Linked DNA regions of Homo sapiens: all the other regions are linked to region 3. Evidence: chromatin loops called from intact Hi-C (ENCODE). Cell type or tissue: heart left ventricle. All regions are shown on one strand.

Region 1 (8,000 bases), 160 kb after region 3:
TGCACTCCAGGCTGGGCATCAAGAGTGAAACTCTGTCTCAAGGAAAAAAAATAAAAATTAAAAATGGGGTGGTTTTCCAAAACTATGAAACAAAAACAACATGCAGCTTTATAAAGACAATTTTTCTGGTGCTTACTTTATGTATCAAGATACTCATTGATGTTAAAAATATTGATTGAACATTTAATCTGTGGCAGACGCTATATTAGGTTTTAGAAGCACAGCATTGAACAAGATAGATACACAATCCCTACCCTGATTGAGCTTCCAGGCTATCAAGACAATTATACAATTAATAAAGTGTGATGAGTAGTTACCATAGAAGTATTCTCAGGGATAGAGGTCTTCTGCCTGCACTTGAACAAGAGCAGCGCTATATTGATTATAATTTGGGACTCCAGGTAAGATTTTGTTTGTAAACCTGGCTTCACTACCATATAAAAGTTTGAATACTGCCATTTATTTATCTGAATTTCATCCTAACAGCCTATTATGTAAATGAATGGCCATTGCGTATATAGTTATAACTATATAAGCTTTTTTTTTTTAAATTGAGACAGAGTCTTCCTCTGTCACCCAGGCCGGAATGCAGTGGTTCAATCACGGCTCATTGCAGCCTTGACCTCCCAGGCTCAAGTCATCCTCCCATCTCAACTTCCCAAGTAGATGGGGACACAGGTGCACGCCACCACGTCCAGCTAATTTTTAAACTTTTTGTGGAGACGGGGTCTCTCTGTTTTGCCCAAGCTGGTCTCGAACTTGTGTGCTCAAGAAATCCTCCTCCCTTAGTCTCCCAAAGTGTTGGGATTATAGGTGTCAGCCACCATGCCCAGCCTTATAAGCCTTATCCTCATTTTATAGTTGAGAAAATACAGTTAACAGAGTTAAAGAACAGAGTTAAAGTAACCCTTTTTTTTTTTTGAGATGGAGTCTCGCTCTGTCGCCCAGGCTGGAGTGCAGTGGCCTGATCTCGGCTCACTGCAAGCTCCGCCTCCTGGGTTCATGCCATTCTCCTGGCTCAGCCTCCCGGTAGCTGGGACTACAGGAGCCCACCACCACACCCGGCTAATTTTTTGTATGTTTAGTAGGGACGGGGTTTCACCGTGTTAGCCAGGATGGTCTCGATCTCCTGACCTCGTGATCTGCCCCCCTCGGCCTCCCAAAGTGCTAGGATTACAGGCGTGAGCCACCGCACCCCGCCGCTAAAGTCTTACGACAATTAAATTGCAAAGCCTCATTCCAAATCTCTGCTCTCTATATCACACCACAGTGCCCACACCCAAAATGGAATAAATCTTATTTCCCCAGAAGAGAGATCTCTAGTTAAGAAGTACAAAGCTCTGCCTTAGCCTTATCCAATATCCATTTTTTTTTATGAAAGAGATATATAGCATGCTGATAAAAAACAAAAAACACACCATCATCTCAATCAACATGGAAAAAGCATTTGAAAAACTCCTTTATAAGGCCGGGCGCTTTGGCTCATGTCTGTAATCCTAGCACTTTGGGAGGCCGAGGCAGGCAGATCACCTGAGGTCAGGAGTTCAAGACCAGCCTGGCAGACAGGGTGAAACCCCGTCTCTACAAAAAATGCAAAAATTAGCTGAGCATGGTGGCCTGCGTCTGTGGTCCCAGTTACCGGGTGGCTGAGGCAGGAGAATCACTTGAACCCAGGAGGGGAGGCAGAGATTGCAGTGAGCCGAGATCACACCACTGCCCTCCAGCCTGGGTGACAGAGGGAGACTCCGTCTCAAAACAAAAATCAAAAAACAACTCCCTTTTGAGAAAAACCGTCAACGCCAGAAGGGAACTTCCTCAACCTGACAAGGGCATCTGTGAAAAATCTGCAGCTTAACCTCATATTTAATGGAGAAAGACAGCCGGGCGCGTGGCTCACGCCTGTATTCCCAGCACTTTGGGAGTCCGAGGCGTGTGGATCACGAGGTCAGGAGTTCAAGACCAGCCTGGCCAACATGGTGAAAGCCCGTCTCTACTAAAAATACAAAAAATTAGCTGGGCGTGGTGGCGGGCGCCTGTAATCCCAGCTACTCCGGAGGCTGAGGCAGAGAATTGCTTAAAACCTGGAGGGGCGGAGCTTGCAGTGAGCCGAGATCGCGCCACTCGACTCCGGCCTGGGCGACAGAGGAAGACTCTGTCGCAAAAAAAAAAAAAAAAGGAGAAAGACATTGATTTTCCCCCTAAAGGCAGAACGAGACAAGGATGTCTGCTGGTAACACTGTCTTTTTTTTATTTTGAGACGGAGTCTTGCTCTGTCGCCCAGGCTGGAGTGCAGTGGCGCGATCTCAGCTCACTGCAAGCCCTGCCTCCTGAGTTCACGCCACTCTCCTGCCTCAGCCTCCCGAGTAGCTGGGACTACAGGCACCCGCCACCATGCCCGACTAATTTTTTTGTATTTTTAGTAGAGACGGGGTTTCACCATGTTAGCCAGGATGGTCTCGATTTCCTGACCTTGTGATCCGCCCGCCTCGGCCTCCCAAAGTGCTAGGATTACAGCCGTGAGCCACCGCGCCCCGCCAACACTCTTACTCAATATTGTACTGGAGGCTGAGCACGGTGGCTCACGCCTGTAATCTTAGCACTTTGGGAGGCCGAGCGGGCTGGATCACCTGAGGTCAGGAGCTCGAAGCCAGCCTGGCCAACATGGTGAAACTCCATCTCTACTAAAAGTACAAAATTAGCCGAGCGTGGTGCTGCATGCCTGTAATCCCAGCTACCCGGATGGCTGAGGTAGGAGAATCGCTTGAACCCAGGAGGTGGAGGTTGCAGTAAGCCAAAATCATGTCACTGCACTCTAGCCTGGGTGACAGAGTGAGACTCTGTCTCAAAAACAAAACAAAACAAACAAACAAAAAAACTTACTGCCACAGGCTGGAATGATTCACTGAATAAACAGTGAAATAAACATAAATAAAATAAATAAATATATTTTTAAAAATTTTGGTCTTACTTTGACCCCCCAGGCTGGAGTGAAGTGGTATAATCTTGGCTCATTTGCAATCTCGACCTCCGGGGTTCAAGAGATCCTCCTGCTTCAGCCCCCAAAATAGTTGGGACTACAGGTGCCCGCCACCACTCCGGCTAATTTTTGTATTTTTTGTACAGCTGGGGTTTCACCACGTTGCCTAAGCTATTTTCGAACTCCTGGGCTCAAGCCATCTGCCCACCCCGGCCTCTGAAAGTGCTGGGGTTATCTGCGTGAATCACCGCACCCGGCCAAACAAGATATTTAAATCTATAATTAACGTTTTTAGGTTTTATTTATTTTTTGAGACGGAATCTTGTTCTTGTTGCCCAGGCTGGAGTGCAATGGCAGGATCTCGGCTCATTGTAACCTCCGCCTCCCGGGTTCAAGCGATTCTCCCGCCTCAGCCTCCAAGTAGCCGGGACTACAAGCGTGCGCCACCATGCCTAGCTAATTTTGTATTGTTAGTAGAGACGGGTTTCACCAGTCAGGCTGGTCTGGAGCTCCTGACCTCAAGTGATCCACCTGCCTTGGCCTCCCAAGTTGCTGGGATTACAGGCTTGAGCCACCACGCCAGCCAAACAGGATATTTAAATTAAAGCCAAAATGGCCGGCGCGGTGGCTCACGCCTGTAATCCCAGCACCTTGGGAGGCTGAGGCAGGTGGATCACCTGAGGTCAGGAGTTCAAGACCAACCTGGCCAACATGGCGAAACCCGGTCTCTACTAAAAATACAAAATCAGCCGGGCGTGGTAGCACATGCCTGTAATCCCAGCTACTCAGGACGCTGAGGCAGGAGAATCAATTGAACCCGGGAGGCGGAGGTTGCGGTGAGCCGAGATCATGCCATTGCACTCCAGCCTGGGCAACAAGAGTGAAACTCGGTCTCCAAAAAAAAAAAAAAAAAAAGCAAAAATTAATGTGTTTAGATTTTAAGTCCAACTGGAGTTTGTTTATTGTTTCCCCACAAGTAATCCCAGCACTTTGGGGAGGCTGGGGCAGGAGGATCGCTTGAGCCCGGGAGATGGAAGATGCAGTAAGCTATGATCGTACCACTGTACTCCAGCCTGGGCAACAGATTGAGACACTGTCTAAAAAAAAAAAAGTCTAGGACTCAGTGAATGGCTAGACTAAGGCAGAAATCTTGCAGGGATTTGTCTTTTGATTCTGCATGGTTTCTAATCTTTATCAGGAGTTAAACATCCTTCTACAGGATAACTGCATCTAGAGGCAGGACTATATATAAGCAAAGGAAAAGTTCTTCGAAGAGGAAACACGAATCGCTCGTTTTAGGAAGTCAGTGCCTTGAAAAGCGCCTTGGGGTTGGGGGCTCGGGGCTGGGGGAGGGATAGCATTAGGAGAAATACCTAATGTAAATGACGAGTTGATGGGTGCAGCAAACCAACATGGCACAAGTATACCTATGTATCAAACTTGCACGTTGTGCACATGTACTCTAGAACTTAAGGTATAATAAAAATAAATAAATAAGTAAAAATGCCTTCAGCAGCCTGAAGTTCTAAGAGCTTTCCAAGTTTGGGAAGGTGTCCGGGTTTTCTGCGATTACTTCTCTGAGCATGAACGGAAGTCACCCTTTGTGCCTTATGCGGTGATTTTAATGATAGGTGTCATATATAGGACGGAGTAATCTGTTTACATTCTGTTCTTCTCGATGCACTCACAAGCGGGTAACTAGGTGACAAGAAAACAAAGATCTTATTCAAAAGAGGTCTTACAGCAACCCAACGTCTCATCTTCCCATAGTAAAGATGACGGCGCCTTGAGGTAAGCTACAGGCAACACCACTTCCGCGTTTCTCTTGCGCCCTGGTCCAAGATGGCGGATGAAGCCACGCGACGTGTTGTGTCTGAGATCCCGGTGCTGAAGACTAACGCCGGACCCCGAGATCGTGAGTTGTGGGTGCAGCGACTGAAGGAGGAATATCAGTCCCTTATCCGGGTTAGTTGTGTTTCTACAGTCTAACGCGTAGCATAAGGGTTGGGAGAAATCAGGTGTCCTCAATAATAGGCTCCGTGTGGAAGCCGCTTCCGGTTTTTAAGTTTAACGCCCAAATTCATAGAAATGGGACTATTGTGGGGCTCGGGGACTAAGGAGGGATGGTGGGGAGAGGGCAAAAAAGACTCGGGTGAGGTGCACAGTGGGGCCAGACCTTGCGGCTAAAAGCAGCAGTTATTTTAGGGATACGCTTCCCCAGAAGGTGACGTGTCTCCCTGGCTACAGGTGTTTGTTCACCTGGATGTGAACAAAAATCCTCAGGGCGCCAACTCCCAGTCCGCATCTCTCTGCCCCCTTCTTCACTCTTCACTGTTTTGTTTGTTTGTTTGACGGAGTCTCGCTCTGTTGCTAGGCTGGAGTGCAGTGGCGCGATCTCGGCTCACTGCAACCTCCGACTCCCGGGTTCAAGCGAGTCTCCTGCCTCAGCCTCCTGAGTAGCTGGGACTACAGGCGCGCGCCACCACACCCAGCTAATTTTTGTATTTTCAGTAGAGACGGGGTTTCACCGTGTTGGCCAGGATGGTCTCGATCCCCTGACCTCGTGATCCTGATCCACCCGCCTCGGCCTCCCAAAGTGCTGAGATTACAGGCGTGAGCCACCGCGCCTGGCCTCACTCTTCACTCTTTCAAGCCACATTAGGGCTGAAAATTCAAGTAGGTGTTAACTACAGAGAGTTGGGGAGTTTAGCTCATAGTTAGAAACGGGCTGTCTTCTCAGTTATCTCTACTGTGGAAGGTGAGAAAAGTTTGTCTTCCTTGTAGTTTCTGCCTGCTTCAAAGACCAGCAGTTCTAGTTCTCCTACCTCATGTATTCATTCACTAAAAAAAAAAAATTACTGTGCATATAGAACCTAGGGAGGAGATACCAAGCCGAATAAGGAGGAACTTACTGAGGTAGACAAAACCAGATCATTATAATACAGTGTTTAAGTGGAGAGAGACTGAGACAGATATGGACAGATATAAAGCGAGAAATGGCTAGGATGTTTTGAGAGCATAAGAGGAGACATCCAGTTTGCATTCGGTCACGGAAGGTTTCCTGGAAGAGGTAATGCTTGAGCTGAAACTTAAAGAGTAAACATAAGCTAGCCTGATAAAACATAAGAGTAGAAGGACATTCAAGCCAAAAGGGACAGCATGAGCAAAGGCATAGAATCTAGAAACGGCACAGGCACCAGCATGATGTGTTTGAAGAAACAAAGTAGCTCAGAGTTGTTAGAGCATCAAATGTGAGGCAGGGAATGGTAGACAAAGCTAGGAGACATATTTGAGCACTTGAATTTTCTCTTGGAGGCTTTGGGATACCGTTAAAAGTTATTAAGCTGAGGAATTACATGGCCGATTTGGGTTTAGATCAGTCACATTGGCAATAAGGGGAAAATACAATTGACAGGGACAAGACTGAAGGTAAGAGACAAGTTAGGCTGTCATTAATCTCAGCGAAACAAAAGGCAATCTAAACTAGGCAGTTGTGAGGATAGAGAGGAGAGGTAGATTTGTAGAATATTCAGAAGGTAAAATTAGCATAACATGGATTAGTGTAGTAAGGGATAGGGAGGGTCAAAGATGATTCCCAGGTTTTTGCCTTGGGTGAATGCTCATACTGCCACCTGAAATTGATAATTCAGGAGGATAATTCAGGAAGTGTATCCAAAGGAATATAAAAAATTCCAGATGGAAATGCTGAGTTTGAAGTACCTGTGAAATGAAGGTCAAAACGTCAACATACAGTTGGATACTAAAGGCTGAAGTTCTGAGGAAAGATCTGGACCAAAGATGAAAATCTGGGAGTCATTAGCCTGTGGGTGTTAGTTGAAACCAGGACTATATGAGGCTAGAAGGGAGTTACCCAGGGAAGGAGTCTATCATTAAATGAGTTGTGGGCTGAGGGCAGACACTATCAGAGAAGTGAGAGGAGAATCCAGATGGTATCTTCAGGTCTTTTGTGCTTGCTAAATTGAGTGGAGCCCATTCTATTCTCTGTTCTGGGCAGACCCCCACTTACCAGTATAGCCTTGTCTTCAGCTTTGCTAATGTTAGAAAAATTAGGTAAACATATTAAGAAAAAGTAGGCTGGGCGTGGTGGCTCACGCCTCTAATCCCAGCACTTTGGGAGGCCAAGGTGGGCGGATCACGAGGTCAGGAGATCGAGACCATCCTGGCTAATATGGTGAAACCCCATCTCTACTAAAAAAAAAAAAAATACAAAAAATTAGCCGGGCATGGTGGCGGGCACCTGTAGTTCCAGCTACTTGAGAGGCTGAGGCAGGAGAATGGCGTGAACCCAGGCAATGGAGCTTGCAGTGAGCCGAGATTGCGCCACTGCACTCCAGTCTGGGTGACAGAGCGAGACTGTCTCAAAAAAAAAAAAAAAAAAAAACCGGCTGGGTGTAGTGGCTCACGCCTGTAATCCTAGCACTTTGGGAGGCCAAGGCAGGTTGATCACCTGGGGTCAGGAGTTCGAGACCAGCCTGGCCAACATGGCAAAACCCCGTCTCTACTAAAAATACAAAAATTATCCGGGCATGGTGGTGCACGCCTGTAATCCCAGCTACTCAGGAGACTGAGGAAGGAGAATCGCTTGAACCTGGGAGGTGGAAGTTGCAGTGAACCCAGATTGCGCCACTGCACTCCAGCCTGTGCGACGGGAGCGAGATTCCATCTCAATAAAAATAAAAAATAAAAAAAATAACCACATACTTTTCTTTTGAGGAGAGGGGGACTGCCCTTGGCCCCAACTACTCTCTCAAAGACCTCATTCTCTGCTTTCAGTATGTGGAGAACAACAAGAATGCTGACAACGATTGGTTCCGACTGGAGTCCAACAAGGAAGGAACTCGGTAGGTAGACCCTCTTGGGAGGTGTGGGGTGGGAGTCTTATATGAGTTAGGCAATTTGGTATCCTAGCGCCCACTACCAAAGCTGCCCTGTCACATGTTAGCTGTCTCCACTCCCACAGCGCCAGAGTTCCCCAGTTCCCATCCTATGAGTCTCCCAGGCT
Region 2 (8,000 bases), 140 kb after region 3:
TTGAAATTATTTTATTATGCACATATTATTTTACAGAAAGCTACTTTTTTTTTTTCTTTTTTGAGACAGTCTCGCTCTGTCACCCAGGCTGGAGTGCAGTGGCACATCTCAGCTCATTGCAACCTCTGATTCCCAGGTTCAAGCAATTCTCCTGCCTCAGCCTCTTGAGTAGCTGGGACTACAGGTGCACGCCACCATGCCTGGCTAATTTTTTGTATTTTTAGTAGAGACGGGGTTTCGTTATGTTGGCCAGGCTGGTCTCAAACTCTTGACCTCGTGATCCACTCTCCTCGGCCTCCTAAAGTGCTGGGATTACAGGCGTGAGCCATGGTACCTGGCCAGAAAACTACTTTTTAGAAAGCCCTGTGATATATAGGCCAGAAATTCTGAAACATCAACATTTCGGTGGTAGTTGAAGCCATAGATTTGGATAAGCTCCCCAGAAAAGAGCAGAGGGCTAAGAAGAGTGCTCTCGGAAATTCCAACATTTAAGGCACAAGTAGAAAAAGAGCTCTTGGAGAATCTTTGAAAAGGAACAGCGAGTGAAGAAGAAGAAAACCTGGGAGATAATTGTCACAGAATCAAAGGGAAGAGTATTTCAAGGGGGTGGATGTTGAAAGTGTCAGATGTCCCCACAGAGGCAGCTGATAGGAAAGGTGCTCTTACCTCTGAACCTAGGTTTCTTGGAAGCTTGGCACAAGAGTCAAATCCAGATCTTGAACCTTTCCCCAAGTATCACTGGGCAGTACAACCCCCAGGCTATTCTGCCCTTATGCATCATGGCTGCCAGTCCCAGTCTTTCAGTGAGTCTTCAAGTCAACACCAGCCAGTGCTGGCACCATCAATCTTACTACACTTAATAATGATACCCTGGCTGGGTGTGGTGGCTCACACCTGTAATCCCAATACTTTGGCCAGGAGTTCAAGATCAGCCTGGGCAACATAGTGAGAGACCCCATTTCTACAAAATTTTTTTTTAATTAGGTGGGTGTGCACTTGCCTGTAGTCCCAGCTATTTGGGAGGCTGAGGTGGGAGGATCACCTGAGACTGAGGAGTTTGAGGTTGCAGTGAGTCCTGATGGCACCATTGCACTCCAACCTGAGTGACATAGCGAGACCCTGTTTCAAAAAAAAAGAAGAAGAATGCTACCCTCTCCCAGTCCTTACTATGGCCCTGAAGCTGCCATCAACAAAAACCTGTTTTTCTAGAAATGGTGAAATTAAGGAATTGAAAGTGGGAGTATTCGTTGGAGTTGGAGGTCAGGAACTAACTGTATTTTTCATGGGTTTTTGTAAAACCTCCCAGGATGATAGTAAGAGTTGGCACAAAAAGAGGTTAATAGGTGCTGAAGGCTGGGTTTGGAGGATCACTTGAGCCCAGGAGTTTGAGGCTGCAGTGAGCTATGATTATTGCCACTGCACTACAAAAAGAAAAAGAAAAAAAAAAGGTGTTAAAGGGCAGTAAAGCCAGATGGCATAAGCTTCAAAGGGAGAAGAATTTTTGCAAGAGGATGGAAGCACAGTGGTCTAAAAGTAGCAGTGGGTAGCAAAGAGAAAGCTGATACCTTGCCACGCCTTCCTACAGGAGCAAGAATAAACAGCCTGTAGAAGGTTGAAGGGAAAAGGTGTTCATTAATTGGGGAAAGTAAAAAATTTCTACCTCACCTCTGACCATTTTTTCCTCTATACCCACTGGAACACTTTTCTTTTGTAAACAATCTCCCTTATGTATTCATTGTCTTCGTAGATTGCTCCTTAGCTTTTCCTAGAGGAATAGCCATCAGGACAGAGGTAGCTGTGATGTGTGGAATGCAGATGTAATCCACATAAGCCCGCAAAAAAGACAGACACAGGCACTACTTCTTAAAGGAGAATAATATTCTCCCTCCGTATCCATATTCTGAAGTGGTTTGACACTCAGTAGTCTTGGCACCATGATGGTAATTCCTTTCCATGAACCCACCTCTCCTCTCCAAACCTAACCCAATTCCATTCAGAGGATTAGAGAAAGCTGAGGATTGCCTTTTCTAGTCATAGTATGATGTCCAGTCTGCTTATTGCAACCAATGGGGAAGAGAACAGATCACTTTCTTCACTGAGAATGGAAAGCTTAGCCAGGCACGGTGGCTCATGCCTGTAATCCCAGCACTTTGGGAGGCTGAGGCAGGAGGATCACTTGAGGTCAGGAGTTCGAGACCAGCCTGGCCAACATGTTGAAACGCCATCTCTACTAAAAAATAAACAAATTAGCTGGGTGTGGTGGCATGCACTTGTAATCCCAGCTACTCGGGAGTCTGAGGCAGGAGAATTGCTTGAACCTGAGAGGTGGAAGTTGCAGTAAGCCAAGATCACGCCACTGTACTCCAGCCTGGGCAACAGAATTGAACTCTGTCTCAAAAAAAAAGAATGGAAAGGTGAAGGAAGGGCTGAGATTTGCCTTCATTAGGCCTTCCAAAGTAATCTGTCTTCCCCTGCAGGACTCACAGAACTCAGTTCTTTTCCCTGGGGCCAGACTTCAATGACCAAATTTTCCAAATTCCAAACATTGGGACAGTTGCCTGGCCAGCTGTTCCTAAACTAGTCAGTTTATTTGGAGGGATATTTTCTGCTTGGGGAGCCCTGGAAGTTCACTCTTTCAACATGAAGTCCTAAGATCGTAACGCCAACAAAGAGAGCTGTGCAGATTTCCTGAGCTAAGCCAAAGGGACCTCCTGTGTAGAGATGGGCACCCTCATGTCCATCACTGAGAAAAAAATATTTCAAACAGTTTAGAGTTTTTTGTTAGCTATAGCTAGACTGCTGTTCCTCCTTAGCTTAAACTATACATCATCTGTACAGTTAAAACAAAAACTTCATCTCTTGCCTTATGAACCACCCTCTCCTTAATTCAACTAAAAACTTGGGGGAACTTCCTCTGAGAAGATTGAGAACCCTGTGTAGAATTCTCTTGCGGAAGTCCTCTGCTTGTTATGTTTCTTCCTTTACATTAGTTCCTGTCTCTTCCTCAGCTGAGAAAACATCCCTCCAGCTTTCAAAGACTGGCCCCTTCAGCTCTATCCTGATGCCCATCCTTTTCTACTTATCAAAACACTACTCCCACAGTTACCTCTTCCTTCACTGGAATCTGTAACCTGGAACCCTTCAGCTATCCACAGGCTCACATTTCCACTGTGTCCTTAACTGTAGTTTTCAACTCCCTGTAATTCTCAGTAATTAGAAAGGCCTTTTTACTATCCTTAGATAAATCTCTTTGTAACTTCCATGTATTGGTTCTGTTTTTTCTCTCTGGGTCAACACATCATAGCCACATGTCCCTACTAAATATTTTTTTACAAGTCAGTGGTAGTACCAGTTTAGAGTAAAGCAGATCTGTTCTCTTTCTTGATCTGAATACTCTATTAAGGCTGCTTGTCCTAGTCCATGTTCCTTCCCAGGTCTGCCAGATTAATCTTTTCAAACCAGATATTCCCTTAAGAAGTCTCTATCTTGCTAGCACTAGCCCCTTGTCACAAGTATCCTCTTGACTCTTCCAGGGCCACTCGGATCCCTGTGTCCCTACCAGGGCTTTACTCTTCTGCTTTACTCTGCAGGGACTTGCTGACCTGATGATCTGCTCTATTCTTGGTTTCCTATTAACTCTAAGCTGCCCCAGTTACTCATTTTCATCCAGGCATTATACTACTGGCTCCTCCTAATTTCAGTTCAGCTTGGAACCTAGCTCTAAGTCCAGAACTAGAATTTATTGCAGTTCTGGCTTCTATGGCTCCCGAATAAAAGAGTAGGGACCTCGGCCACACATGGTGGCTCATACCTGCAGTCCCAGGACTTTGAGAGGCTGAGGCGGGTGGATTGCTTGAGTCCAGGAGTTCAAGACCAGCCTGGGTAACATGGCCAAACCCTGTCTCTACAGAAAAAAATACAAAAATTAGGCATGGTGGCATGTGCTTATAGTTCCAGCTACTCAGAAGGCTGAGGTGGAAGGATCACTTGAGCCTGGAAAGCCGAGGTTGCAGTGAGCCAAGATCGCACCACTGCACTCCAACCTGGGTGACAGAGCCAGACCCTGCTGCCTCAAAAAAAAAAAAGAAAAAGAAAAAAGGAGTAGGGACCACAATCAGTTGCTGAATCCTAGTGATCTGCTGTTCAAGTCGCCTCAACCTGTTCCCTTTTCTTCATTCCCCAGCTCTGACCCTCACTAATATGACAGGCAAGTTCCTTAACTTCTCTAAACTTGTTTTCTTATCTGTGAAAGAAATATAACATCCACCTTACAGATCATTGTTTTAATGATTATATTAAATGATGTATAGAAAGTGTTGCACAGGGCCTAGTGCTGGATAAATGTTACCTAATATTTATTATTGTATTATATATAACAAGTTTCACCAGGTTTCAGAAATTCAGCAGGCTCTTTATCAATGACTCTTTGCTGCCCCCATGGGGATGACTTTTTCCAAGTCATTGGTTATTCCAAAGACCGTAACATAAAACAACCCTGTCTCACCAATCCCACCAGTTAATTAGAGAATTAACCAATTTTTCTTTGGGTGGTTGTTCAATTAAGTAAAAATGCTCTTATATTCCAGACCATTCTTTTTCAAATAACATAACAGGCTGGGCGTGGTGGTTCATGCCTATAATTGCAGCACTTTGGGAGGCCAAGGCAGGTGGATCTCTTGAGGTCAGGAGTTCGAGACCAGCCTGACCAACATGGTGAAACCCCGTCTCTACTAAAAATACAAAAATTAGCCGGGTGTGGTGGCCCGTGCCTGTAATCCTAGCTACTCAGGAGGCTGAGGCAGGAGAATCATTTGAACCCGGGAGGCAGAGGTTGCAGTGAGCTGAGATTGTGCCACCGCACTACAGCCTGGGTGATAGAGCGAGACTCCGTCTCAAAAAAAAATTTTTTTTTAAATAAATAAATAACAATAGGCCGGGCGCAGTGGCTAACGCCTGTAACCCCAGCACTTTGGGAGGCCGAGGCGGGCAGATCACGAGGTCAGGTGATCGAGACCATCCTGGCTAACAAGGTGAAACCCCATCTCTACTAAAAACACAAAAATTAGCGGGGCGTGGTGGCGGGCGCCTGTAGTCCCAGCTACTCAGGAGGCTGAGGCAGGAGAATGGCATGAACCCAGGAGGCAGAGCTTGCAGTGAGCCGAGATCGCACAACTGCACTCCAGCCTGGGCAACAGAGCAAGACTCTGTCTCAAAAATAAATAAATTAAATAAATAAATAAATAAACAATAATAAGGTTATCAAAAGGTTGAAAGTAAAATTATAGGAAAAGATAAGCTATGCAACATAAACCAAAAGAAGCTTATGTTAAAATCAGACACAGTTGACTTGAAGGCAAAAAGCATTACTAGAAATAAGGACATTTTATACCAATAAGTTTAATTCACCAGGAAGTTAAAAAATAAATTTATTTATTTATTTATTTATTTATTTATTTATTTATTTATTTTAGACAAACAGCTTTATTTGAAAGACGGGGGACAGCCAAGTCCCCCTGACCCTGCGGTCCTGGCAACGTCGGTCTCAGGCGTAGGAGGACCAGTGTCCTGCGGAGAGAAAAATAGGGTTAGGGGTCTGCAGCCGGGGTCAGGAGTCAGGGGTCAGACCACGCGAGCAGCCACACCCGGGGGGAGGCCGCGGCCCCTGTCGGGGCCTGGGTTTCACCGTCGCACATGGCGGCAGCACGCGGTGAGCTGAGGCCCCCGGAGGCTCTTGCGCGCCGAATTTCACCCGCGGCCACGGCCAAAACCGGGGGTGATTTTCAACCAACGCCGGAAAACATTTCTAAATTTGTATGCACTTAACAAAACCTCAAATAATATACAGCACCGAGCTACAAGGAAAAATAGACAAGTTCACAATCATCGTAGGAGATTTAGCACACCTCTCTCAATTAATAGAGTATACTTCTTTCAGAACTGATAGAAAAAGTCAGGGCCAGGTGCAGTAGCTGATGCCTGTAATCCCAGCACTTTGGGAGGCTGAGATGGGAGGATTGCATGAGGCCGGAGTTCAAGACCAGCCTGGGCAGCATAGGGAGACCCTCATTTCTACAAAAAAAAAAAAAATTAGGGGCGGGCGCGGTGGGTCACGCCTGTAATTCCCAACACTTTGGGAGGCCGGGGCGGGCCTGAGTTCAGGAATTCGAGACCAGCCTGGCCAACATGGCGAAACCCCGTCTCTACTAAAAGTACAAAAATTAGCTGGGTGTGGTGGCGGGCACCTGTAATCCCAGCTACTCAGGAGGCTGAGGCAGGAGAATAGCTTAAACCCGGGAGGCGGAGGTTGCAGTGAGCCAAGATCGCGCCACTGCTCTCTAGCATGGGTGACAAGAGCAAGACTCCGTCTCAAAAAAAAAAAAAAAATATGCTGAGCATGGTTGTGCATGCCTATAGTCCCAGCTACCCAGGAGGCTGAGGTGGGACGATTACATGACCCCAGGAGGTTGAGGCTGCAGTGAGCTATGATGGCACCACTGTACTTCAACCTGAGAGACAAAATGAGACCAACTCTTTCTCTAAAAAAAAAAAAAAAAAAAAAGAGAAAGAATAAGAAAAAATCAGCAAGGATATAGAAAATTTAAATAACACGAGCAGTAAATTTGATTCAACAAGCGTATAGAGTCCACTATACCCAACGACTTCAAATTACAAAGCACATGTTCAAGCACATTTGGAACATTTAAGAAACTGACCAGATTGTTCTATAAAGCAAGTTTCAACAAATTTCAAAGGCTTCAAATGATGCAAAGTATGTTTCTTGCCTACATTACAGTGAGGCTAGAATCAGTAACAAAAAGGTAACTGGGAAGTCCCTATGTTTACAAGTTAAATACAGCCGGGCACAATGACACATGCCTGCAGTCCCAGCTACTTGGAGGCCAGAGGATCCCTTGATTCCAGGAGTTTAAGGCTGTAGTGTGCTGAATACATTTTTAAATGACCCACAAAATAAATCACAATTGGAGTTAGAAAATATTTTGACCTGAGTGATAATTTAAAATGTCACAAAGCATTCCGGGCACCATGGCTCAAACCTTTAATCCCAGCACTTTGGGAGACTGAGGCAGGTGGATTGCTTGAGGTCAGGAGTTGGAGACTAGCCTGACCAAATGGTGAAACCCCATCTCTACTAAAAATACAAAAACTTAGCCGGGCGTGGTGGTGGGCACCTGTAGTCCCAGCTACTCAGGAGGCTGAGGCGAGATAGTCACTTGAACCTGGGAGGTGGAAGTTTCAGTGAGCCGAGATTGCGCCACTGCACTCCAGCCTGGGTGACAGAGCGAGATTCTGTCTTAAAAAAAAAGAAAGAAAGAAAGAAAAAAGGGCCGGGCGCGGTGGCTCACGCCTGTTAATCCCAGCACTTTGGGAGGCCAAGGTGGGCAGATCACAAGGTAAGGAGTTTGAGACCAGCCTGACCAACATGGTGAAACCCTGTCTCTACTAAAAATACAAAAATTAGCCGGGTATGGTGGCGTGTGCCTGTAATCCCAGCTGCTCGGGAGGCTGGGGCAGGAGAATCGCTTGAACCCAGGAGGCAGAGGTTGCAGTGAGCGAAGGTCATGCCACTGCACTCCAGCTTGGGCGACAGAGTGAGACTCTGTCTCAAAAAAAAAAAAGAAAAAAGAAAAAAAAGAAAAGAAAAAAATGTGCTTAGAGGAAAATACATAGTCTTAAGAGCACATAAGAAAAAAGAGCCTGGATGTGGTGGCTTACACTTGTAATCTCAGTGCTTTGGAAGGCCAAGGAAGAAGGATTGCCTGAGGCCAGGAGTTTGAGACCAGCCTGGGCCACATAGGGAGACCCCTGTCTCTTTTAAAATAAGTAAGTTAATAAATAAATAAAAATTTTAGGATGAAAGAAAAGCTGAGAATTTGTGAGTTCTGCATCCATCTCAAGAACCTAGAACAGTGAATTACACTGAAAGGATTTAGAAGATTGGAAATGTGTACATAGAGATGTCTGGAAGAATATATACCTAA
Region 3 (8,000 bases):
TTTCCCTGAGTCTTTATTATCTGGGCTTAATGCTGATTCTTCAGAAGTTTCTACATGACAAAATTTTAGGTCCCTTCACCCTCCAGATCACTCCTCTGAATATATTCATTTGTTGATAATGCCCTTAAAGTTTGGCACTTAAGACAGAACTTGATGCAGGGGAAGGGTGCTGTCAGCAGAGTGCCTCCCTAGTTCTAAAAATTCTACATCTTTCCTACTTTATCTATGAAGAGTTGACTTTTTGAACCCAAAGGCAGAATCTGACTTATTACTATTGAATTTCAATTCAATAAAATTTAATAAGCTGGAGTTTACCATTCCTGACTATTTGAATCCTCATTCTGCACACTGAGAATGTTGCAATTCCTACTAACTCCTTGCCGTCCACAAATATGATATGCATGCCTTCTGTTTTTCATCCCGGTCACTGGCAAAATTGCATTAAGTTTTATCCTTTACTCCAGAAGGTGGCACTCATAGGCCCTCCATTTCATAAAGAGCCTCATACTTAATATGCCTCACTCTGTCCAGAGTCTGTCTGTTGGGATAGCAGACTCAAGTGAGATTTTGTCACACTTCAGGGGAAACCGTAGGTCAAACATCATCACTTTTTTTTTTTTTTTTTTTTTTTGAGACTCAGTCTCACTGTCACCCAGGCGAGAGTGCAGTGGCGCCGTCTCGGCTCACTGTGATGTCTGCCTCTCAGGTTCAAGCAATTCTCGTGCCTCAGCCTCTCGTGTAGCTGCAGTTACAGGCACACACCACCACCCCACCCAGCTAATTTTTGGTTTTTTGTTTTTTTGTTTTTTGAGATGGAGTTTTGCTCTTGTTGCCCAGGCTGGAGTGCAATGGCGTGATCTCGGCTCACGCAACCTCTGCCTCCCGGGTTCAAGCGATTCTCCCGCCTCAGCCTCCTGAGTAGCTGGGATTATAGGCATGCACCACCATGCCCGGCTAATTTTTGTATTTTTAGTAGAGACAGGGTTTCTCCATGTTGGTCAGGCTGGTCTTGAACTCCCAACCTCAGGTGATCCGCCCCCCTCGGCCTCCCAAAGTGCTGGGATTACAAGCGTGAGCCACCACAACTGGCAATTTTTGTATTTTTCATAGAGACAGGGTTTCACCATGTTGGCCAGGCTGGTCTTGAACTCCTGACCTCAAGTGATCTGCCTGCCTCAGACTCCCAAAGTGCTGGGATTATAGGTATGAGCCACCGCGCCCGGCCCCAGCATTACTTTTAATGTTCTCTCTCCTCAAACCCAGATACCCACCTCTACAAAAAAAAAGTTAACTTCTGTTTCCACTCCTCCTCCTTCATTCTTTTCCATTCTGGGTCACTGAGCAGGATATAGGTTACCCAACCTCCCCTCCCCAGGATCTTAATCCCGGACCTACCATTTGCCTAGTACTGGTTGTGTGAACTTGGGCAAATTCCTTAGCATTTCTCTGCCTCTCTTCCCCATCTGAGAAACAGAGATAGTAATAGTACCCAGTAAATAAGTTAATGGATGATAGTAGTAAGAAAAAATGGGCTAGGCACGGTGGCTCACACCTGTAATCCCAGCACTTTGGGAGGCCAAGGTGGGTGGATCACGAGATCAGGAGTTTAAAACCAGCCTGGCCAAGCTGGTGAAACCCTGTCTCCACTAAAACTATTAAAAAAAAAATTATCCGGGTGCAGTGGCAGGCGCCTGTAATCCCAGCTGCTCGGGAGGCTGAGGCAGGAGAATCGCTTGAACTCAGAGGGAGAAGTTGCAGTGAGCTGAGATCGCTCCACTGCACTCCAGCCTGGGTGATAGAGTAAGACTCAGTCTCAAAAAAAAAAAAAAAGAAAGAAAAGAAAAGAAAAAATGTTCCGTTTCATATCAGATTTTCATAGCTAGTACCAGAGAAGGGGTAATAAGCTGGAAAAGCTAAAGAATTGGATATTTTTTAATGCAAATTGTTGTTTTTCTTCATTTGTCTACTTTATTAAGCTGTCCTCAGGCCCCAAGAAACATACTGTCCCCTCATTTAGAAACAGACTAACTCCGTTTTCCTCCACTATCCCCTCCCCTGTCCTTGATCTGTAGATCCTGTTAAGACAGGAAAAACAGTGTTGGTCAAAGGGTACACGCTTTCAGTTACAAGATGAACAAGTTCTGAATACGTAAGATAGAACATGGGAGGTGATGTGGCCGGGTGCAGTGACTCACGCCTGTAATCCCAGCACTTTGGGAGGCCGAGGTGGGCGGATCATGAGGTCAAGGGATCGAGATCATCCTGGCCAACATGGTGAAACCCCGTCTCTACTAAAAATACAAAAATTAGCTGGGCATGGTGGCACACGCCTATAGTCCCAGCTACTTAGGAGGCTGAGGCAAGAGAATTGCTTGAACCCAGGAGGTGGAGGTTGCAGTGAGCCAAGGTTGTACCATTGCACTCCAGCCTGGCAACGGAGCAAGACTCCCTCACACACACACACACACACACACACAAAAATGGTGATGTGTTAATTGACCATGGCAATCATTACACAAATGTATGTGCATATCAAACCATGTTGTATACTTTGAAGAAAATAAAAAAACGACAGGAACAACAAACACATCCTTAACACTCAATCATTTTATCCCAGATTATGCTGAGTTCATGTCTCAGGGGAAACACCAAAATCCATGGAACTGCTCTCATTTTTTATCCCCTAAATGTCACTTTAACATAGGAAATGTCCATTGTGGGGTTATTTGCATTTAAACACAGGCCAATGAAAAAAGCTAAATTAAAACGTAATTATCAAGGTAATGGAAAGATATCCTAATCTCTTAATTAACAAGACTATCAGGAATATTTTGAATGTCCAATCACTCTAGGAGTCCCAATTCTCTTAAGGTAAGAACTTCAGGATTTAAACAAACTCAATGTGAAAATAAACATTTATTATAAAAATTAGTTTTGACATTTTAAAGTGAATGCAGACAAGGTGTTTTCCAGTTCAAAAGGTCCATTGTAAGCTAGAGAAGTAAATTCCAAGGCTGGCAATAACTGACTCATATTCTTCACAAGTGGCCTAGACAATAAGGAACCATTCACCTCAAATTCACAGAGCCATGAATCACCTCTGCTTCCCCATGACCTTTTCCATATCCTTCCTACTCTGTCTTCCAACCATGACACAGAACTGAAACATACTTTAAAAATCTCATCCTTGGCTAGGCACGGTGGCTCACATCTGTAATCCCATCACTTTGGGAGGCCAAGGCAGGCGGATCAAGAGGTCAGGAGTTTGAGACCAGCCCGACCAACATGGTGAAACCCTGTCTCTACTAAAAACACAAAAATTAGCCAGGCATGGTGGCACGCACCCGTAATCCCAGCTACTCAGGAGACTGAGGCAGGAGAATGGCTTGAACCCGGGAGGCGGAGGTTACAGTGAGCCAAGATCATACCACTGCACTCCAGCCTGGGTGACAGAGCGAGACTCCGTCTTTAAAAAAACAAAACAAAACAAAACAAAAAACAACAAACTCATCTTTACTGAACCATTTCATAAGCTCTACTTTATTTGTCTAGTTGGATTTCATTTCTTCTGGAAAATTTATTGTTTATTGGCATGTGACCCTTGACTGATGGCTTCATTAGCATTTTGTTTTTCTTTTTGGATCCTTAATAGAAAACTCAATTCTGTTAGGGATTTCCAAATAGGATAGGGCAAAGTCGCACTTAGTATATCCTCCACAGAAAGAAAGAAGCAAAATCAAGCCAAGAGGGCCCTTTACTTGTCCTCTTGCTAAGTTAATAAATAGACTGGTGGATGGTGGTAGATGGAGAAACAAAAATGTAAGGGCAGAGAAGGGTCCAAATGGGGAGGAAGAAAGCAATGACAGCCAGGCTGTCCGGCTCATTCCTGTTCATTCACATGCAGACCACCCATGATCTGGTCTTCAAATTTCTTCTGAATTCCACCCCACTAAATACAGTAGCAGTTACTACTTTAAACTACTACTAAAGCACTTGTTCTCCAAATGACCTGAGAAATCCCCTTGCCTCAGCTCTGGGACAGTAGTTCCTACAGCTGTAGGGAGGTCTGTTAATGCACCTGGCTGAACAGGAGGTACAAGAGTAAGTACCTTCTCTCACTTGGTGGAACAGGCCAAGGAGATCCCCCAAGTACAGCATCAGCTTCACCCTGTGTACCTTCCTCCAGCAAAGGAAGGCCTGGCCACAAGAGGGCTCTGGAATGAAGGCCTGAAATTCAGAAGCTCTGCCTTGAGATAAGAACCAGGAAGGGGCAGGACCAGGCACTGGGAACCAGCCCCAGGTTGCTGGGAAGCAAGGCTTTGAGGCATTTTCCTGTTGTACAAAGGAGCCTAGGAACCCTCAAAGACCTTTTCCCCTACTTACTTCCCACAAAAAAGAGCCTTGACAAACCAAGGTTTTATTTCCAGCAACATTCAGCTGATACAAACACATAGAAATACAATCTCACCAAAGAGCTAAGAAGCCCTCCAACACACGCCCAATTTCAGCATACAGCTAAGACTACACAACACACACACAAGCTCAACAAAGAGCTAAGACCACTACACACATCTCCACAGCACCACAGGCACATCTCAAAAGGGTCTGTCCAGTAGTTCCAGCCAAGGGAAGGGTGATGGCCTAAGCCACCAGCTCCAGCTTTCTTTTCTTTCTTTTTTTTTTTGAGCTGGAGTTTTGCTCTTGTTGCCAGGCTCCTGAGCAGCTGGGATTACAGGCATGCACCACTATGCCTGGCTAACTTTGTATTTTTAGTAGGGTTTCTCCATGTTGGTCAGGCTGATCTTGAACTCCTGACCTCAGGTGATCCGCCTGCCTCAGCCTCTGGGATTATAGGCGTGAGCCACTGCGCCCAGCCTCCAGTTTTCTTTTCTTTAGAGCAGCGGTTTTAAATCCTTTTGGCTTCAAGTTCTCTGAAAATTTACTATGCTCTCCACAACAAGAGCTCCCATTTTCCACAGACACAGTCAATGTCAGTCAGCTTGTATTCAGGAGGACAGGGCAGAGGGATCCCAGTGGCACTTCCCATGGGAAGACAGAAGAGAGTGGGCCCCAGAGATGGAAGGACCCCAGTGTCATCACCAAACAACCATTTCAGCCGCTCTAGCCTCTAATTCCCGCTCTAGAACAGCTGGCCCTGGTCGTCAGTACACAAGGAAAGAGCCCAGAACCAAGCTCAAGATACCTATTCAAAGATCCCTGCCAGCCAGGTGGGCAGTTGAGTGCAGATTCCTGCGACCCCCGCCATTTTTGCTGTCTACTTAGAAGGGAAGTCAATGGCATACCCAGGATTCCTTCCTGATCCCTCAAAGAAATGGGGAATAAACACTTTAAACAAGTTCCAGGCCACTCAGCAGTGGTAGGAAAGGGAGGGAGGGCATGAAGGAGGATGGGGCACATAGCTGACATTATTAAAAACACATCCGAAGAAGTAGGGGGCCCTGTGGGGTGTAGAAGACAAATAAGGCATCCTGTGAAACTACAGACATCAGGGGCCAGAGTCCGGTAGCACCTGAGTAAGGCAAATGCAGATGATAGGCGGTGAGCCGACCAGGCTCACACCAGGAATGACGAGGTCTGTTTGAATTCTCCCTGCAGAAATAAAACATCCAGTCAACTCTCAATAGTCTTCTTTAGCTGATAATCCCCAAAACACATAAACATGGGCTAGAAATCTCCTCACTCCAGCCCCAGGTGGCCCACCCCTGCCCAGGGGAGGCATACTCACTTCACTTCGGGCACTAGGCTGGCTGTAAATCACCTTCTTACTCGAAGTCCTGTGAACAAGCCAGAAGACAGAGACACTCAGCCACCTAGGTGCTTATTAACCTCCCCTTGCCAACTTTAAAGGCCAGAAGCGAGAATGCTACAGAAGCACAGAGTGCGCAGCAGACAGGTATGGGTGGGGTAACAGGACAGACCCAGGGCCAAGGCCACAGAGAAAGGGCTGGATATCCAAATGCCTTCCCTCCAAACTGGTTGCTTCTGCCTTCAACCCATTCCCCTAGGCCCACTTCAGCTTCAAACCACATGCATCCATGCTCTCAAACTTGGAGAACCCCAGGACAGCACCTCACTCACCCTTTCTTTGTTCCTGAAAGAGAAGAAATGGGATCATGAGTGTCAGCAGGACAGAAGACAGCATGGCTTGGGAAGATGGAGGGGCAGGCCCCCAGCTCTTGGTGTTAGATGGGTGATCAGTGTTCCCCAGGGGACAACACCCACACACATGAGCACAGTATCAGGGTCAGTACTCAGATGACACCCATGCCAGGCCCTGGGATGGGGGCAGTACAAAGGAGAGCCTCTGGGGGCAGATACTTACTGTCAAAGTGGCCTCGGCTATAGGCAAACCAGATGCCAAAAACCAAGATTCCCAGGAGAATCAGGGTTACAAGGACGGCTGCCACGATGACCCCCACATTCCGCTCCACTGCGAGACACAAATAAGAAGTCAGGCACGGGGATACTCACTCACGGCACCTACAGTATCACCAATGGCAGGATGAAAAGCAGACCCCAATCCCCACCCCAGGTCTGGGCTCAAGCCCTAACTCTCACCAGCTTCCATGCGCACAGCATTTGAAGTCATGGGTGTCCCATACCCATTCCGTGCCTCACAGCTGTATTCTCCAGTATCAGAGGCTGACAGGGGATCAAAGACCTGAGGAAGGAAAACAAATTGGCTTCCTGCTGAAGAAGCAAAATAGACATTTTTTAATGTCTCTTGACCCCAGTTCCAAGTTCACCCTGTTGCCTGTTCTTCCTCCCACCTTTTGGGGTTCTATAACTGCATCCCCCACACATCTTTCACCACCACCCCATACATACCAGCTCTCCTGTTGTGGGATTCAGGACATAGGAAGAGTTGCTGAAGGCACGGGTGCTTTTGGGATTCGTAGGCATCACTATCCCATCTTTGAACCAGGTGTATTCAGAAGGTGGGGAACCATCTTGTTCTGAGCATGTCAGCACTGCCCGGTTCCCAATGGTGGCAGAGGAGGGGATGTTAACTGTAGGCTTGGATGGAGGCACTGTGGAAGAGAAAGACAGAAGGTGCTGAGTACAGGGTGGGGGCTGCTTGAGTCTAAGTAACCAACTACAATGGTACCCCCAACTACTCAGCTCAAGCCTCCTACTCTCACCATGCCCCTGGCTGCCACCTAACCAGGGGCTCATCTCCCTCTCTGGCAGCTCCAGGACTCTGAATAGCCCACCTGTGGGTATTCTCACCATCAAAGAGCTCCAAAGTGCAGCAGAGCCTGCTATGAGAAGTAACTAACTCCAGGCCCACCCAGAAGACATGGGGCACGTACCAAGCACGATGAGCTTGACCTTGACCTCCCCATAGCTGTTGCCGCCTTCCTCAGAGACCATACAAGTGTATGTCCCAGTGTCTTCCCGTGTCACGGACTTGAAGGTGATACCAGTTGGCAAGAAGGTCACCCGGTCCTCATAGGAAGCTACCACAAGAGGAGGCAAGAGCAAGGACAGAGTGAACTGGAGAGCTAAGGGAGGCTGATGAAGGGGGCATCCAAGGTACGCAAGTGCTCTCCTCTTCCCCCAGAAAGGGGGGTAGGAAGGCCATGAGGACTTCAGCCCCAGGGTGTGCCCTGGGATAAGGGCACAAAGTCTGGATCGTAGAATCCAGGCATGATAATCCCTCCACAACCTAGGCAATCAGGAAGGAGGAGAAGCAACTCACCTGTGATCTTGTTATTATAGCAAACGAGTCTGGTGGTGTCTCCTTGGTCAAACTTCCACTCCACACGGGGAGAAGAAAAGCCCGAGTAGGCACAGGACAACTTCACAGCTGCAGACAGGGTCAAAATGAGCCGAAGGAAGAAGCAGCAGCAAATACACGAGATGGGGAACAGCCCCAAACTGCAGGCTGGGCTGGGTGCTCTCTAGATCCCCAGGCGGCCGGCAACTGCTCACCCTCACACCCTCCATGGCCCCTCCCAACTCACGATTATTCTCAG

Evidence for each region. Hi-C counts contacts between places; a loop is a spot of excess contacts. Peaks named below come from ENCODE experiments on the same cell type or tissue, not always from the same donor. Only the 100,000 strongest peaks of a DNase experiment are listed, where the experiment ranks them.
Region 1: it touches region 3 in a loop (5-fold over the local background); 10 of 110 quality-filtered maps call a loop at or near these places.
Region 2: a loop joins it to region 3, with 4 times the contacts of the local background. A loop is called at or near these places in 40 of 110 quality-filtered maps.

What each region holds. Positions count from the first base shown.
Region 1 is chr1:161,149,179-161,157,178 of GRCh38, forward strand. UFC1 (ubiquitin-fold modifier conjugating enzyme 1) reads left to right here and starts at 4,800. Exons shown (of 6, transcript NM_016406.4): 1 at 4,800-4,942; 2 at 7,772-7,839. The coding sequence starts at 4,820. RefSeq lists enhancers at 1,136-1,996, 4,382-5,162, 4,400-5,599, 4,488-4,537, 4,628-4,677 and 1 more. In heart left ventricle, no CTCF peak of the experiment used is centred here; a DNase peak (open chromatin) is centred at 4,833; H3K4me3 peaks cover 2,098 bases; H3K27ac peaks cover 1,161 bases.
Region 2 is chr1:161,135,548-161,143,547 of GRCh38, forward strand. It overlaps LOC112543491 (linc-UFC1), which reads left to right. Exons shown (of 1, transcript NR_156734.1): 1 at 1-2,395. LOC124900457 (small nucleolar RNA ACA64) reads right to left here and starts at 5,789; the gene lies at 5,661-5,789. In heart left ventricle, a CTCF peak has its summit at 4,426; no DNase peak of the experiment used is centred here; H3K27ac peaks cover 267 bases.
Region 3 is chr1:160,993,297-161,001,296 of GRCh38, forward strand. F11R (F11 receptor) reads right to left here. Exons shown (of 10, transcript NM_016946.6): 2 at 7,989-8,000; 3 at 7,724-7,831; 4 at 7,335-7,481; 5 at 6,850-7,052; 6 at 6,580-6,682; 7 at 6,344-6,451; 8 at 6,100-6,112; 9 at 5,747-5,795; 10 at 1,915-5,610. The coding sequence ends at 5,575. Among named protein-coding and RNA genes, the nearest start is that of F11R, 24 kb to the right of the region's middle. In heart left ventricle, CTCF peaks have their summits at 457 (motif pointing right) and 4,209 (motif pointing right); a DNase peak (open chromatin) is centred at 4,235; H3K27ac peaks cover 638 bases.